2 separate regions of the Homo sapiens genome follow, and region 2 is linked to region 1. A link is a contact called in ENCODE Hi-C or POLR2A ChIA-PET data. All regions are on one chromosome and are shown on one strand. The core of a region is the stretch at or near the end of the contact, and the rest is flanking DNA. Distances in the headings are between cores, read along the strand shown. Region 1 has its middle 140 kb from the start of LINC01235. Region 2 has its middle 220 kb from the start of LINC01235.

Region 1 (7,795 bases), core at 1,632-4,131:
GAATGGGGCCTGGAGTCACTAGGAGAAGCCCCCAGACAACAAACTGCCTTGTGTGAATGTCTTAACTACATTCCAGTCCCTAGCTTAACTAATATATTTTCAATATTGAATCTAAAAAGTCAAGCACAAAAGATTATATGCTGTATGATTCCTTCATTTAAAATACACAAAAGGCAAATCTCATCTGTGGTGTTACAAGTCAGGAGAGAGTTTATCTTGTAGGAGAGATAAGAGAACTGGAAGGGGCAGGATTGATGTTCCGGGAACTAGTGGTGTTCTGTTTCTCGATGTGGATGCTGGTTACAGGGACGTTTCTTAAGTTTGTGGAGATATATTTTCATATGTTCATAGAGATAGGACAAAAATACCGATCATACACAGCCTTCTCACAACTGTGATAGAGGGAGAAGGCTCTCTCTCTCTATCCTCTTTTTTCTGAGACAGAGTCTCGCTCTGTCACCAGGCTGGAGTGCGGTGGTGAGATCTCAGCTCACTGCAACCTTCGCCTCCCGGGTTCACACCATTCTCCTGCCTCAGACTCCCGAGTAGCTGGGAATACAGGCGCCCGTCACCATGCCCGGCTAATTTTTTGTATTTTTAGTAGAGACAGGGTTTCACTGTGTTAGCCAGGGTGGTCTCAATCTTCTGATCTCGTGATCCGCCCTCCTCGGCCTCCCAAAGTGCTGGGATTACAGGCGTGAGCCACCGCGCCCTGCCCCATGTGTGTACTTTTTAATATAATACTCTACAATAAAATTTCAAAATACATAAATTTTCATTTTGAAAATTTTGAAAAAATAAAGAAGGAATAAAGGGGGAAAATTAAGAAAAAATCACCTGTAATCCTAGGGCTTATAACAACTGCTGTTAACATTTTCACGTAGATGCTTCACACATAATTAAGATCACCCTGTATTAACTATACTGTTTTACAACCTATTTTTTTCATTAAGCAAGCATGTTACAAGCCCTTTCCCATGTCAGTGAATATTTTTCTAAAACATGATTTATGTATATACCATAATTTTCTTAGCCATTTTCTTATATTTTAATAATTATATTTCTATTTTTAATATTTAAATATCACTGTGTGATATTTAAAACCACACAGTGAACTCTTTTGTATGTAAATATATTACTTGTTTTAGTATTTGGCCAAGATAACTTTCTATCAGTCATAATGTTTAAGGATTTTTGTGCACGTTTTTTCAATTTCCTTTTAAGATTTGAGTTCATTTCCCTCAAATCCTTAACAATATTGAGAATGTTTTTCAGATATGCATTTTGTAGGTGAGCATTCTTTCACTTCTACATTTTTGTTTTTTTAATCCTGAGATTGAGCGTTGTTTTATATTATTAGCCATCTCTGCTTCTTTTTTTGGAATGCCTTCTCCTAGTCTTGGCCAGTTTTTTGTTTTTTCCTATTAGAGCATTCCACTTCTCTCAGATTTCTCAGTTTTGCAGTATCCCGTTGTCCAAACTCAATATTTCATTCAGACTAAAAGTTAGACTTTACTTGCTTTATGAACTAAGTTCATTTCTGTCCACTCACGCTTTTGGCATCTGATCCTGTTTGTGTTTCTGGTTTGAGTTTTTAAACTTTCTTCTGGGTTTTAAAAGTTCATTATAACCAAACTTACTACGGACAAAACAGTAATACTTTGTGGTAGAAGATATGAAGATTCACTATAAACTATTCCCAAGTGTAAGGCCATAGGAAAAAAAAAACCTAATTCTCACTACCATTCCCAACAGTCACCATACATATCCATGCTAAATTATAATTACAATTTTTGACCCCAAAGTTGTGGCATCCTAGTTTTAGTAGATTGAGCTCTTTCTGGTTTGTGCCGAGCATCTGGCTTGTAGATGAACTTTGTCATTTCTGTATTTTCTAAAAGCCTGTAAAAACAAACATGCTATTTCCCTCATTGCAGTAATGTCCATTAGAAAACACAAAGCAAACTGTATTTTCAACCAAGCACATGGATTGCCTGCAGTTTCCTCTCATTGGGGTTTGTTCTTCCTCCATCACAGTTGTGAGAAGGCTGTGTGTGATCAGTATTTTTGTCCTATCTCTATGAAAGATGACTTTCACATTCTCCAGTTTGGGCTGGTCACTGATGAAGTCACTGCTGGAAATGGCTCAGCCGTGCTGGGCAGCAGAGGGGGCAGATGTCTTTCTGTTTTATTCTTCATTTTTAATGTGCCCCGTGGCAAGCCTTAGTTCCTTCTCTCTGTTGGTCTTGAACCTTTACCTTTATTCTTCGCTTACTCCCATTGTTTTTTTTTCCTGCTGTCACTTACGGTGGGCTCGGGGAACAATGTTGCAGGAACATAGAGCTTTTGAGGGAAATGTAAATCGCCGGCGACACTGAGTCCCGTCTGTTTTCTCATCGGAAAGCAGCATTTCAGAGAGCTGAACTGGCGACACTGCTTGGCGAAGACACGCCGAGTTCAGGAATATTCCCTGTTCCCAGGCCCTGGTTGTGTCGAAGTGGGACTTTCTGAAGAGGGGGCACTCTGGGAGAGACGGGAGCAAAGGGGCACTTTCAGAAGCAGATGCTCCTGGCTTCGGAAGGAAAGCTGCTCTAATCGGAGTTCAGCCGTCTAGCAGACAATCCACAGCTTTGGAGAGAGACAAACAAAAAAGAGTCTCTTAGTCTAGTGCATAAATGTAAGAGGCTTGTCTTAAGTGTGTGTGCAGGACTCTAGCAGGGCTAAAAATGTTATGCAGAGTTTAAAGTGAGGCATTGTTTAGGTTTTAATGAAGGCAACCAATTTTTAACAACAGAAGTTCTGTTGCTGAATCCCCCTCCCCTTCGCCCTCAACATTCAGTTCCTCTGCCCCTGCACCTGCTTTCATTTTTGGCTTCTTGGCACTGATGTTCACAGAGACATCAGCTGGCAGTGGCAAACCGCTAAAAGCTCCCCTGCAATGCAGCTCTGCAAATGCCAGCCATTTATCCACTGGTGCATGCCAGCTTAACGTAAGGTCTCCCTTTCTCCCTCCAGCCCCAGCCCCCTCGGCCCCCCAGTTTTACTTCCAAATGACAGTAAATGATCCAAAGTGAGCAGTGGTTTGGCCCTTTGAGTATCCATTAAGTGTGGCCACATCTATTTGCTGCATCTATTTGCTGTGATTATAATATTTTGATCCAAAGAGTGTTGCAGAAAATTTAGATGACAATACTATTTCTTCTGTTCAATAAAGAGCTATTGGCCCACAGGCTCATTTCTCTCTCCCCAGCAGATGGTGGGATAGTTTCTTGAGGTCTCTTTGACTTGAAATAGCCTTTTTGTTTTTGTTGCTTATTGAGAGCCAGTTGCCCCAAATTTATTGAATAAAGACATCCACTTTTCAGTTTAAGCTAAGCTCCAATAGATAAATACTGACTTGGAATTGGGGACTGATGGACAAGCTGGAAAGGCAAAGGGGCTGTTGGAAGTTAAGTATTCAGCACAAGGCTTTGCAGTTTCAAAAACGATGCTTTTAAGTTCTCCATTCACCACAACAATTCTGGCTGTATACTGAGAGAGTGTGAGAAATCTGTGAGAAATTCGACATATATTTATTTTTCTTGGAAATTAGAGAATATCTTCACAGTGTACACTCTGAAGGGCTTTTGTTTTGTTTTGTTGTGTTTTTAATGATCTAAACCATCTGGGGAGTTGATAAAGGATGTGATTTTTACAAGCTGAGTTAGCAAAGCCTATTGCTAAATCCCAAACCTTTATCCAGCCTACAGATAAAACCAGGGTGGGAGAGCTTCCCTTCCAGCTCTGAAACACTATGATCCCACGTATGCCAAATGTTTTAGTATCTGGGTGGTAAGAAAAATAGAGAACTGACTAAGGGAGCCTGGCCCAAGGATCCAGAAATGGACATTACTTTTTCTTCTTCTTTTTTTTTTTAAGATTGGTGGAGATCACAAATTTCCAGAAAATGTGTCTGAAAAATAAGCCAGCATCATATTTTATCTGGGGCCTTTATGGTCTTTTTTTATCCAGGGACAGGAATTAGCACTTGCCAGTATTTCTTAGTCATCTACTTCTCAAATCTGGAGTCCAAAACCTGTCTTATAATACTAGACACAGCAGGTTCCCACGTAGAATTACAGAAGTGCTTTAATTGTACCAGTCGTCTTGCAATAACCATGATCTTATACAAGAATGTCTGTGTACTTGGAGTTTATGACAAATGTCCAGTTAGGCTTCTCAGGGTTCACAGTCAGCATTTGGGCCAGCCATGTGAATGAGATAGAAAAATCAGGAAATTCATTCCCAGAAACAGACTGTACACTGCCAGTGTTATTATGTCATGTTTTTAGACTCAACCCTGTCTTTTATTTTTATTTTTTTGAGACACAGTCTTACTCTGTCACGCAGGCTGGAGTGCAGTGGCAAGATCTCAGCTCACTGCAACCTCCACCTCTGAGTTCAAGTGGTTTTCTTGCCTCAGCCTCCCAAGTAGCTGGGATTACAGGCACGAGCCACCACACCTGGCTAATTTTGATTTTGTCTTTTTGTGTGTTTGTTTGTTTTTACTAGAGACAGGGTTTCACCATGTTGGCCAGGCTGGTCTTGAACTCCTGATCTCAGCCTCGACCTCCCAAAGTGCTAGGTCGTGAGCCACTGTGCCCAACCCAACCCTGTCTTTTCTCTGAGTTCATTCTCCTCTTTTCTAGTTATCCACTGTAAGGTACACAAGACTGAACTGAAAGTTACTCCTTTCTATTTGAACACAAGCATGATGCAAGTTATAAGTTGCTCATGGTACCTAACTAGAAGTCTGACACTATTTCCAAGGCTTGTTCATCCATGAATTGCTATTCTCTATGAGACCTGTGTGTTAATAAATCAATATTTAATTAATAGCTATCACATGCTGCTTATATGTTTTTCAAACATAGGTAAATTGTGTCAGAAATGTCATTTTAATACTTCATCTGGCTGGGCGCGGTGGGTCACGTCTGTAATCCCAGTACTTTGGGAGGCCAAGGCGGGTGGATTGCTAGAGCTCAGGAGTTTGAGACCAGACTGGGCAGCATGGCAAGACCTTGTCTCTACCAAAAATGCAAAAAACTTAGCTAGTTATGGTGGCATGCACCTGTAGTCCCAGCTACTTGGGGGGCTGAGGCAGGAGAATGACTTGAGCCTGGGAGGTCAAGGCTGTAGTGAGCCAAGATCGTGCCACTGCACTCCAGCCTGGGTGACAGAGAGACCCTGTCTCAAGAAAAAAACAAAACAAAACAAAAACAACTTAATGTCTAAGATGCTTTTGAAATTAAGGATCCAGCTAAACATTCAGGGGTTTCCCCCTTCTGCTGGATGGAGCCATGTTACATTGAAGAAACCCAGGAAGCTAGAGCTGGAGCTAGAGCTGGGGGTAACTGTTACAAGCATTTCACAAGTAATGCGAAGTCTTCCAAGTAATGTGGAAGACTTTTGGTAATACTGCTGACTTTCACAGTTGTTTGCTTATTTCACAAAGCCAAAGAGCTATATTACCCTGTATTCCTCACTGTAGCTCTGATGTGTTTCCAATACTAGAAGAAGGAGTATAATAGGCGATGGGCCATAGCATAGCATATCAGAACTTCCACACCTAAAATGTCCTTCAAATGATTTTTCAAAGTCCTTTAGCCTCTCTGAAACTTGGGTTTCTCATCTGCAAAATGGGAATGAAATTATATTGACTCTTGCCAATTCACAGGCTTGTTGTAAGGAACAAATTAATCTTTATTAACTTTAGATCACTATACAAATGTTCATTATTATAACTATTATTTGTGTTACTGCTTTGTAAACCACACAAGGCTATATGATTGCCAGTTATAATAATTATTATTTACATTAGAATTGTGTTGGCAATGCCTTACCAAATCTGGCCTTCTTCCTCTTTTCCCTAATTCAGAGTGGCTCCATCCAAACAGTTGAATGAGCTTTGACACCACCCTCTCCCTCATTTCTCATATTTTATCTATCTTAACTTCTATTGATTTTGAACTTCTTCAAGCTGAAGGAATTTAGGGCAACACATTGTATTCAGATCTGATGTGTAGTGGTTCCTAGCTCAACATTGAATAATTGAATACATTTATAAATATTTTATAGGTATTCGTATCCCACTTTAATTCAAAAGAAGGATTTAAGGAAGGTTATATGACACATAAATACAACAAATTAGCATATGAAAGAGGTAGCTGGGAAATACAAAGATAAACTAATGGTAGGTACCTGAAACAGAATCAGGAATAAGATTAATACAAAGTCCTAACATTGAGTCCTTTTTTTAAAATTTATTTTTTATTTCAATAGGTTTTGGGGTAACAGGTGGTGTTTGACTAATTTCTTTAGTGGTGATTTCTGAGATTTTGATGCACCCATCACCCATGCAGTGTACACTATACCCAATGTGTAATCTTTTATCCCTCACCACCCCCCCATGCTTTCCACCGAGTCCCCAAAGTCCATTATATCATTCTTATGCCTTTGTGTCCTCATAGCTTAGCTCCCACTTATGAGTGAGAACATACAATGTTTGGTTTTCCATTCGTGTTACTTCATTTAGAATAATAGTCTCCAATTCAACCCAGGTCGCTATAAATGCCATTATTTAGTTCCTTTTTATGTCTGAGTAGTATTCCATTGTGTGTGTGTGTATGTGTGTGTGTGTATATATATAATTTTCTTCATTCGTTGAGTGATGGGCATTTGGGCTGGTTCCATATTTTTGCAATTGCAAATTGTACTGTTATAAACATGGGTGCAAGTATTTTTTTTGTAAAATGACTTCTTTTTTCCTCTGGGTAGATACCTAGTAGTGGGATTGCTGGATCAAATGGTAGATCTATTTTTAGTTTTTTAAGGAATATTCACATCTACTTTTAGTTCTTTAAAGAATATTCACATTGTCTTCTACAGTGGTTGTACTAGTTTACATTCCCACCAACAGTGTAAAAGTGTTCCCTTTTCACCACATCCATGGGAACATCTGTATTTTTATTTATTTATTTATTTTTTGATTATGGCTATTCTTGCAGGAGTAAGGTGGTATCTCATTTTGGTTTTGATTTGCATTTCCCTGATAATTAATGATGTTGAACATTTTTCCATATGCTTATGGCTATTTGTATATCTGCTTTTGAGAATTGTCTATTCATGTCCTTAGCCCACTTCTTCATGGGATTGTGTGTTTTCTTCTTGCCGATTTGTTTGAGTTATTTATAGATTCTGGATATTAGTCCTTTGTCAAATGTATAGATTGTGAAGATTTTCTCCCACTCTGTGGGTTGTCTGTTAACTCTGCTGATTATTTCTTTTGCTAGGCAGAAGCCTTTAAGTTTAATTAAGTCTCATCTATTTATCTTTGTTTTTGTTACATTTGCTTTTGGGTTCTTGGTCATGAAGTCTTTGCCCAAGCCAGTGCCTAGAAGAGTTTTTCCATTGTTATCTTCTAGAATTTTTATCGTTTCAGGTCTTAGATTTAAGTCTTTGATCCATCTTGAATTGATCTCTGTATAAGGTGAGATATGAGGATCCAGTTTCATGCTCCTACATGTGGCTTGCCAATGATCCCAGCACCATTTGTTGAATAGGTTGTCTTTTCCCCACTTTATGTTTTTGTTTGTTTTGTCAAAGACCAGTTGGCTGTAAGTATTTGGCTTTATTTCTGGGTACTCAATTCTGTTCCATTGGTCTATGTGCATATTTTTATACTAGTACCATGCTGTTTTGTTGATCTTATAGTATAGTTTAAAGTCAGGTAATGTGATGCCCCAGATTTGTTCTT
Region 2 (7,795 bases), core at 3,692-6,191, 83 kb after region 1:
ATTTGCTATCTATTCCTTTATAGAAAAAATTTGTCAACTCCTGTTCTAAAACTAAGGACATCCTGCTGTACATTTTTGTTATTTCTTACCTATACTTTGTTATTGCAAATAGGAATGACAAAACTGGAAATCAAGAAAAACTAAGAATAATTTTTCAAAAGTTAACAGTAATATGCTACTCATTAGTATAAATACTGTAGGATTCCATCTATGTGAAGTTCAAAAACAAGCAAAACTAAACTATCATGATAGAAATCAGATCACTGGTGACCTCTGGAGATGACTGACAAGGAAGCTGCATGAGTGAACGTCTCAGAGTGATGAAAATGTCCTATATCTTTACTAGGGTAGTGGTTACAAAATGGTATATACAGATATAAGATTTCATTGAATTGTTCAGTTGAAATATGCAATTTACTGTCAATAAGTTATAATAAAAATGTAAATCAATCGAGAAAAGCATAGATATGTTTATACTATCTATGTATCTGCACATTTTGTAGTATAACGTAAAGAAAAAAAATTTAACAGCATCCAGAAAAAGAAAAAAAAATCATATTATCTACAAAGTAACATCATTTAGACAAAAAACAGATTTATCAACAACAATGGAGGCCAAAATACAATGGAATACAATCTTTAAAATGCTGGGAGAAAATAAATATCAGCCTAAAATTCTCTAACTGGCTACCCTGTCATTCAAAAGTAAAAGTAAAGTAAAATAATTTGTAGGAAACAGATTAAGAAAGTTTTTCACATATAGACCCTCAATGAGAAAACTACTAAAGAATGTGCTTCAGGAAGAAGACAATGGAATCTAAAAGGAAGAAATGGAGTGAAAAATGTGATATAGAACAAGGAGATAGATAGATATAAATAAGCATTTACTGTAAAGAAAAAGTTAGCTCTAATACAAATTATTAATTTAGGAGTGTTTGAAAAACAAGGTAGAATTGAAATACCAAACAAAAATTCATTGTGCTATATACTTAATATTTGTACATTTTACTGCACATAGACTACATTCGCTTTTTGAAATGTTACTAGAATAACAACCATCCTATTCCATTATTGTTAACACAAAGATAAGTACCATCATCATTTTAATTGCCTCCTATTCACTCCATTGGTGATGGAGGGTTTCCTGCCCTAGGGTTGTGGAGGTGGCTGAAACTATACATGACACTGGACAGATAAAATCAATAGGAGTTTATTGGTCACATATACTCACAGCCTGGGGGAGGAGCATATACCTCCCCAATGTAGGGAGGCACAGGGGCACACTCTGGAATGGAGTGAACAAGTAGGGGCTGTGAAAGGCAGGTGTTGTAGTATCAAGAGTTTGAGGTACTCCCTGGGCCACGGGAGGCTGTGATTGACTGAATCATTCTGTGGATTGGCAGGGAACCAAAACTCACTACTCAGGGCTAATCAGGAACTGCATCTAGTCCTTCTGATAAAGAGGGCTGTTTGGCTAGGGGAGGTTAGCAACGAGAACAGAGTGGAGAGCAGAACTTGCAGTTAGGCCATTTGAATTCCTCCTCCTTCCTCCCAGATGTTGAGGCAGCACATAATATTGGGCCTTAATCGCAGGCCTTACACTGTAATTATTACCTTGCCCAAGAACTGAATTAAACCCTGGAAGTGTTGATGTCCAAGCTTTTGCACCATATGGGGGAGTTATGAAGGAGTATATTACTCAGTAGTGTGCCTAATTCTTATTTCTAGTAGTCTTAGAGAGTACAATTTTAATAAAAGAAGGTGGAAAAGAAAAAACATTGTAATGCATAATGGTAGTTATATTGTTGAAGACCATTAGAAAAATATGGTATAGTTGTTAAGGATTGTTCAAGAAGTGTATGTGTGTGTGCCTGTGTGCATCTGAGAACAATGATCCACACTCAGTAGACTTTGATCTGTCTCCAACCATTGAGAAGGCCCCAAGAGAAGGAAACTGCACTGTGTATACCAAAGCCCCAGATAGACTCTGCTGCTTATTATCAACATGTCAGACTTAGAGGAATGTATTGATGTAGGGAGATGGAGAAATCCTGAAAAATTCTTTAGGTGGAGATTCCCAAAAAGGTGAATAGAAAATCCCATTATGTATGTCTAAAGAAGGTGCGCAAGAAGGGGAAGAGGTAGATCTCAGGTTAAGTAAGGAAGTTTAGGAACTATTATGTTATAGAAGTATGCTTTTGGTAAAAGGGACAGAGCCCTGCTTATGAATATTCCACTCCTATTTCTCTCTTATCTCCTGTATTCGCTCATGTCTTAAAAGTTGTTCATGTTCAGTGTGAAAAAAAATATTTTTCAAACCTTAGAAAATGATATCAAAAGCATATTTTTGGTTTATGATGTTATTACCAGACTCTTCTGAAAAGTATCTAGCATTTCTGATAGATTTTGATGAGTTTGAGTTTTTTTTTTTTTTTTTCCAAAAGGGTGGGGGTTGTTAGGAAGCTAGATTTTACCTATCCTGCTAATTATCCATATTTAATGAGCCAAATGATTTTTAACTAGACATTTCCTTCTTACCTTTAGCTAATAATATTGTCTGTTCACCTGCAGTTTTCTATAATATCCACCCAAAGAGAAGTCTAACCCATCTCTATTGAAGGCAGGTTAGTTTGAAATCAAAATTTGACATGTGTTTGCAATCAATTCATCTGAGAAGATGCTTTAAAAACAGACAAGGATCTATATTTCATAATAAAGAAAACATATGGTAGAGTTTATTTCATGATTACAACCATTTTCCAACAGTCAAATACAACTCTCGAATTAGAAAATGTAGCAGAATTGGTGAAGTAGGAGGGAATACATGGTGAAACCTACAACTGCTGAAGATTAGGGAAAGTTGCTCCTTGCAGATACATGTAATAGCATTTAAATCTCAGCCTGTCCATTTCTAAGCACATGCAGAGAAATCCTGTATCCAATTTGGTGACTGGAAGCTTCTTATGGTCCTCAGAGAATGAGGAGAGCTGATAAAGGATTTCCTAAAATCTTTCAGGATTTTAAAAGTTTCACCTAAAACATATTCTCTAGGTGTATGGAATGGAGTTCATCAGCTACAATGGTTTTCAACTGGAAGTAATTTTGCCACTTGGGGACATCATTTGGCAACGTCTGGAGAGTTGGGGTTTTTTTTTTATGTCTATACTTTAAGTTCTGGGACACATGTACAGAATGTGCAGGTTTGTTACATAGGTATACATGTGCCATGGTGGTTTGCTGTACCCTTCAACCTGTCATCCACATTAGGTATTTCTCCTAATGCTATCCCTCCCCTTGCCTCCCACCCCCTTGACAGGCTCCAGCATGTGATGTTCCTCTCCGTGTGTCCATATGTTCTCAATGTTCAACTGCCACTTATGAGTGAGAACATGTGGTGTTTGGTTTTCTGTTCCTGTGTTAGTTTGCTGAGAATGATGGTTTTCAGCTTCATCCATGTCCCTGCAAAGGACATGAACTCATCCTTTTTTATGGCTACATAGTATTCCATGGTGTATATGTGCCACATTTTTCTTTATTCAGTCTAACATTAATGGGCATTTGGGTTGGTTCCAAGTCTTGCTATTGTGAATAGTGCTGCAGTAAACATAGGTGTGCATGTGTCTTTATAGTAGAATGATTTATAATCCTTTGGGTATATACCGAGTAATGGGATTGTTGGGTCAAATGGTATTTCTAGTTCTAGATCCTTGAGGAACCCCCACTGTCTTCTACAGTGGTTGAACTAATTTACACGCCCACCAACAGTGTAAAAGTGTTCCTATTTCTGCACATCCTCTCCGGCATCTATCGTTTCCTAACTTTTTAATGAAGGCCATTGGAAAAGCATAGTATCTGGCCCGGATAGCTCCATACCTCATGGCACGGTCCCTCACGGCTTCCCTTGGCTAGGGGAGGGAGTTTCCCGACCCCTTCTGCTTCCCTGGTGAGGCGACACCCCACCCTGCTTCAGCTCCCCCTCCGTGGGCTGCACCCACTGTCTAACTAGTCCCAGTGAGATGAACTGGCTACCTCAGTTGGAAATGCAGACATCACCTGCCTTCTGCGTTGATCTCACTGGGAGCTGCAGACTGGAGCTGTTCCCATTTAGCCATCTTTCCTGGGAATCTTTTTGTTTTAATTGTCAAGACTTGAGGACAGGAGTCGCCACTGATATCCAGTTGGTCAGTCCAGCCAGGGACGCTGTTAAATATTTTGCCGTGTATGAGACAGCCTCCCACAGCAAAGAATTATGCAGCCCCAAGTGCTGACAATAGCGGTAAGGTTGAGAAACCCCGAGCTGAGCTATCAGGGGTCACACTTCACGATGACAGTGTCAGGGCTCCCCTGGTTAAGTGTGTGATGTGGGGAAGAGTCTCTACGAGGAACAAACGATCCAAGAAGAACTAACTGGTAAGATTTTTCTTGCTAAAGTCTTGAGAAAAAAAATCAATGTTATCCTAACTCAGACTGAATTTTAAAAGAAATAATAAAAGGTCAAATGGTAAACAATCTCTTAAGGAGTTAACAGGATCCAAAGAGTTAATTTGAATAGGAATGGAAGTGAGCATAATTACGGTTGAAGCAGAGAGACAGTAAAAAGAGAGGCTCTAGCAGTTAATATCCAACAGAGAAAAGTTAGCTCGGTTAAGACTCTGGTTATGGCTGCCTGGGAAAAGGGCCTTTCTTTCAGGGAGGAAACCAGTGAATGAGTTCATGATTAGTGTCAAATTAAGGCTGTATTCTCATAGAGGAGCTATGAGTAGAAGCCAGGGAATCAGATTATTGGGGAAGTTGGAGTGCAGGAGCACCATGATAACCAGCTGAGTGTAAAAAAAAAAAAAAAAAAAAAAAAAAAAAAAGCAACTAGAAGTAAAGCCAGGATAAGCAGAAAGTCACATAGAGAGACAGGAATTGAGTGGTAAACTTGGCAGCAGGTTTGAGAATCCCAGGAGTAAACGCTCTGTGGATAAGTCTGTGGGCATAGCCACATTATGAAGCCTGTGCCCAAGGCCCTCAATCGCACTCTTCTGGCTCATGATACCCAGTCTAATTTTATCCCAATGAAAACTAAAAGATCTCATTTGACATTTCCTTGGATGTCCTTGTGTAGTATGTAATGAACCCAGACAGAAATAAACCGTGTTAAGGCTCAATTCTCAATGGAGGCAGCTACCTGCTATATTCATTCTAGATCCCAGAATCTCGATGTAAAAGTTTAGTGAGTCCAGATAGTGAAGACATTTTTCTAAAATAGTATCTCGAGAGCTATTTTATTCAGATAGTTATTAAGGCAACAAGAAGATTGATTGAAGACGACTGAACTATAGAATTTTACGCTTTAATAATTTTACTACCAGAATCATCGTGATACCCTTGCAACAAAGAGGAAAAACTCCAAGAAAGTGTAGTAAAACAACTTTGCCTCAGTAAACAAGAAAAATAAACAGGATTATAGAAATTGTGAATATAACACACCTTGAACAAATAATAATAATGAACTGAACCAGTGACATTGGCATCATGTCACGCACATTATCTTCCCACCTGCAAGGTCAATGTTACTTTATTTTATACATGATGACACTTAGCTATAAATTTTGTAAGTGGGCCCTAAAGCAGCAAAATTTGTAGAAGCAGTACTTTAGTGTTTTGGGGTTTTTTTGTGTGTGTTTTGGTCAGTAGAAGAACTACAGAGGGAGTTGAGATTTTTAAAAAGCATAGTTATTTTGCTGTTACAGTGAGAGAATTGGGCAGTGGCATTAAATTTCCACTTCAGTACTGAAAGACATACTCATCGAATACATGCCATCTCAATACAGACAGTGAACACATTTCCTGATCTCAGGATGAGAACGTGATCCTATTTATGTAGATGTGTTACGTGGAGGGCACTGGGGGTAATCAATACACAATATCTATGGGCAAAAAACAGATTTATATAGACTTTTTATTTTCAGTTAAAGACTAAGGAAAAACAATATATAGGGCATGAAAAATTTGAACCAGACGTGGAAAAGAGACCTCTGAAGACACAGACGATGAGAATATTTCTGAACATTGTTAAGTACAAGAATAAAGATATAATAAGCTGTATTATATGAGGCAACAAACAATTCTTAAATATTAGTGGCTTACAACAAATAAGTGTAGTTCTTGCTTAAATTCTATGTCTGTCATAAGTAAGCTTTACGGCTCTACTTATCTTTGTCTCCGAAGGACTCAGGCTGATGGAGCTTTGTCTTTTCCTTCTGTGACTGTCAAATCAGAGGAAGAGAGCATGGAAAACTAAGCATTGACTCTTAGAGTTTCCACTCAGAAATAACTTGCATCACTTATATGCACATTGCATTTGCTTAAGCATCACAGAGCCAGGCCTGATATCGAGATGGAGAACAGTCTTACTTTGTGCTCAAACTGAGAGAACAAACTGCTGTGAAACTCTATTTTCTAACAGCTATCACAATCAACTCTTCTGGTCACAAATATATCATTGACTTTTTCTTCTGCCAGCAAATTATACTTACTCCCTTCCTAAGTTCTATCCAATCACAACACTGAGCTGAACTTCTATATGTGGTTCCTTGTGGTCTACAAACCTGTGAAGCAAAATGAAAAGTTATCTGTCTCCCATACTGCTGATATGCAACTTCAGAAAAGGAAAGAAATTCAAAAAGGAAAGAAAGAGTTCTACATTCACTTGTTTAAAGCAATTCTGAAATCCCATTAGATAGTTATTGCAAGGGTACTCTACCCTGGAGGTGGGAAATGTTCTATCATGAGTACTTGATTTACCTGATGGAATTGTCTCTTTTGTCCTACCTTCACTGATGTCATTCATTTTATCTTTTTTTTTTTTTTTTTGCAATGGAGTCTCTCTCTGTTACCAGGCTGGAGTGCAATGGTGCAATCTTGGCTCACTGCAGCCTTCACCTCCCGGGTTCAAGCAATTCCCCTCCCTCAGCCTCCCGAGTACCTGGGACTACAGGCGCCCACCACCATACCCACCTAATTTTTTGTATTTTAGTAGAGACAGGGTTTCACCATGTTGGCCAGAAGGTCTTGATCTCCTGACCTTGTGATCGGTCTGCCTTGGCCTCTCAAAGTGCTGGGATTACAGGTGTAAGCCACTGCACCCAGCCCATTCATTTTATCTTATCCTCGGCCACATCTGGAGAGGTTTTGGAAGCTCCTTCTTCAAGTCTTGCCAGCTTCCTCACACTGCTTCATGGATGTGGAATTGTGGGGGCCTAAAGGATCTTACTTACTATAGCCACAAATAATAAAAAATTAGAAGTGACTGAACAAGAAATGTGCAGGAACTATAATCTATCTAAATCTAGACCTATTTATATAGATCATCAATAAAATTGTGATCTTCTTTATGAAAGAAAAGACTACATTCACTGATTCGAATAAAGTAACAACCAGAAAAACATACTGGAACATTTAATGGAAAATGAAGAAATATCAAGGCCATATAATATTTCTCACAAATCAGTAAAAAGAAAAAACAACAATGTAAGGCAGGCAAATGATAAAAACAGACAGTTGAGAATAAAGGAATATAAACAGTAAGTAAATATCTCAACTTTGCTGGTAACCAGAAAAAAAAAGAAAAGCCACTATTAATATCACTTTTGTCTTTTATATTGGCAAGAATAGCAAAGGTTACAAAACACAAGGAAGTGAATACTTTGCACTGTTGATTTGAGTGGAAATGTTTAAAATTTTTTCAAAAGCAATTTGGCAATATTAATACAAAATTAACATGAAAGCATCCTTTGGTAGCAAACCA

The links. A loop is a pair of places that touch in the nucleus more often than their neighbours do. ChIA-PET counts read pairs that join two places held with the same protein, here RNA polymerase II (POLR2A). Pooled maps may share reads with other maps.
Region 2: a pooled map shows a loop between it and region 1 (2.1-fold over the local background). The contact joins two enhancer-like sites. A Hi-C loop is called at or near these places in 4 of 168 maps with a recorded cell type or tissue (aorta, endothelial cell of hepatic sinusoid and heart left ventricle) and 3 of 50 pooled maps. POLR2A ChIA-PET finds 5 or more read pairs at or near these places in 2 of 52 experiments (HEK293 and naive thymus-derived CD4-positive, alpha-beta T cell).

Annotation. Positions count from the first base shown.
Region 1 is chr9:13,566,515-13,574,309 of GRCh38, forward strand. No RefSeq gene overlaps it. Among named protein-coding and RNA genes, the nearest start is that of LINC01235, 140 kb to the left of the region's middle. Within about 2 kb of position 2,882, at least 9 of the 41 ENCODE cell types and tissues checked have a DNase peak (open chromatin) inside an H3K27ac peak, as active enhancers do.
Region 2 is chr9:13,647,455-13,655,249 of GRCh38, forward strand. No RefSeq gene overlaps it. Among named protein-coding and RNA genes, the nearest start is that of LINC01235, 220 kb to the left of the region's middle. Within about 2 kb of position 4,942, at least 2 of the 41 ENCODE cell types and tissues checked have a DNase peak (open chromatin) inside an H3K27ac peak, as active enhancers do.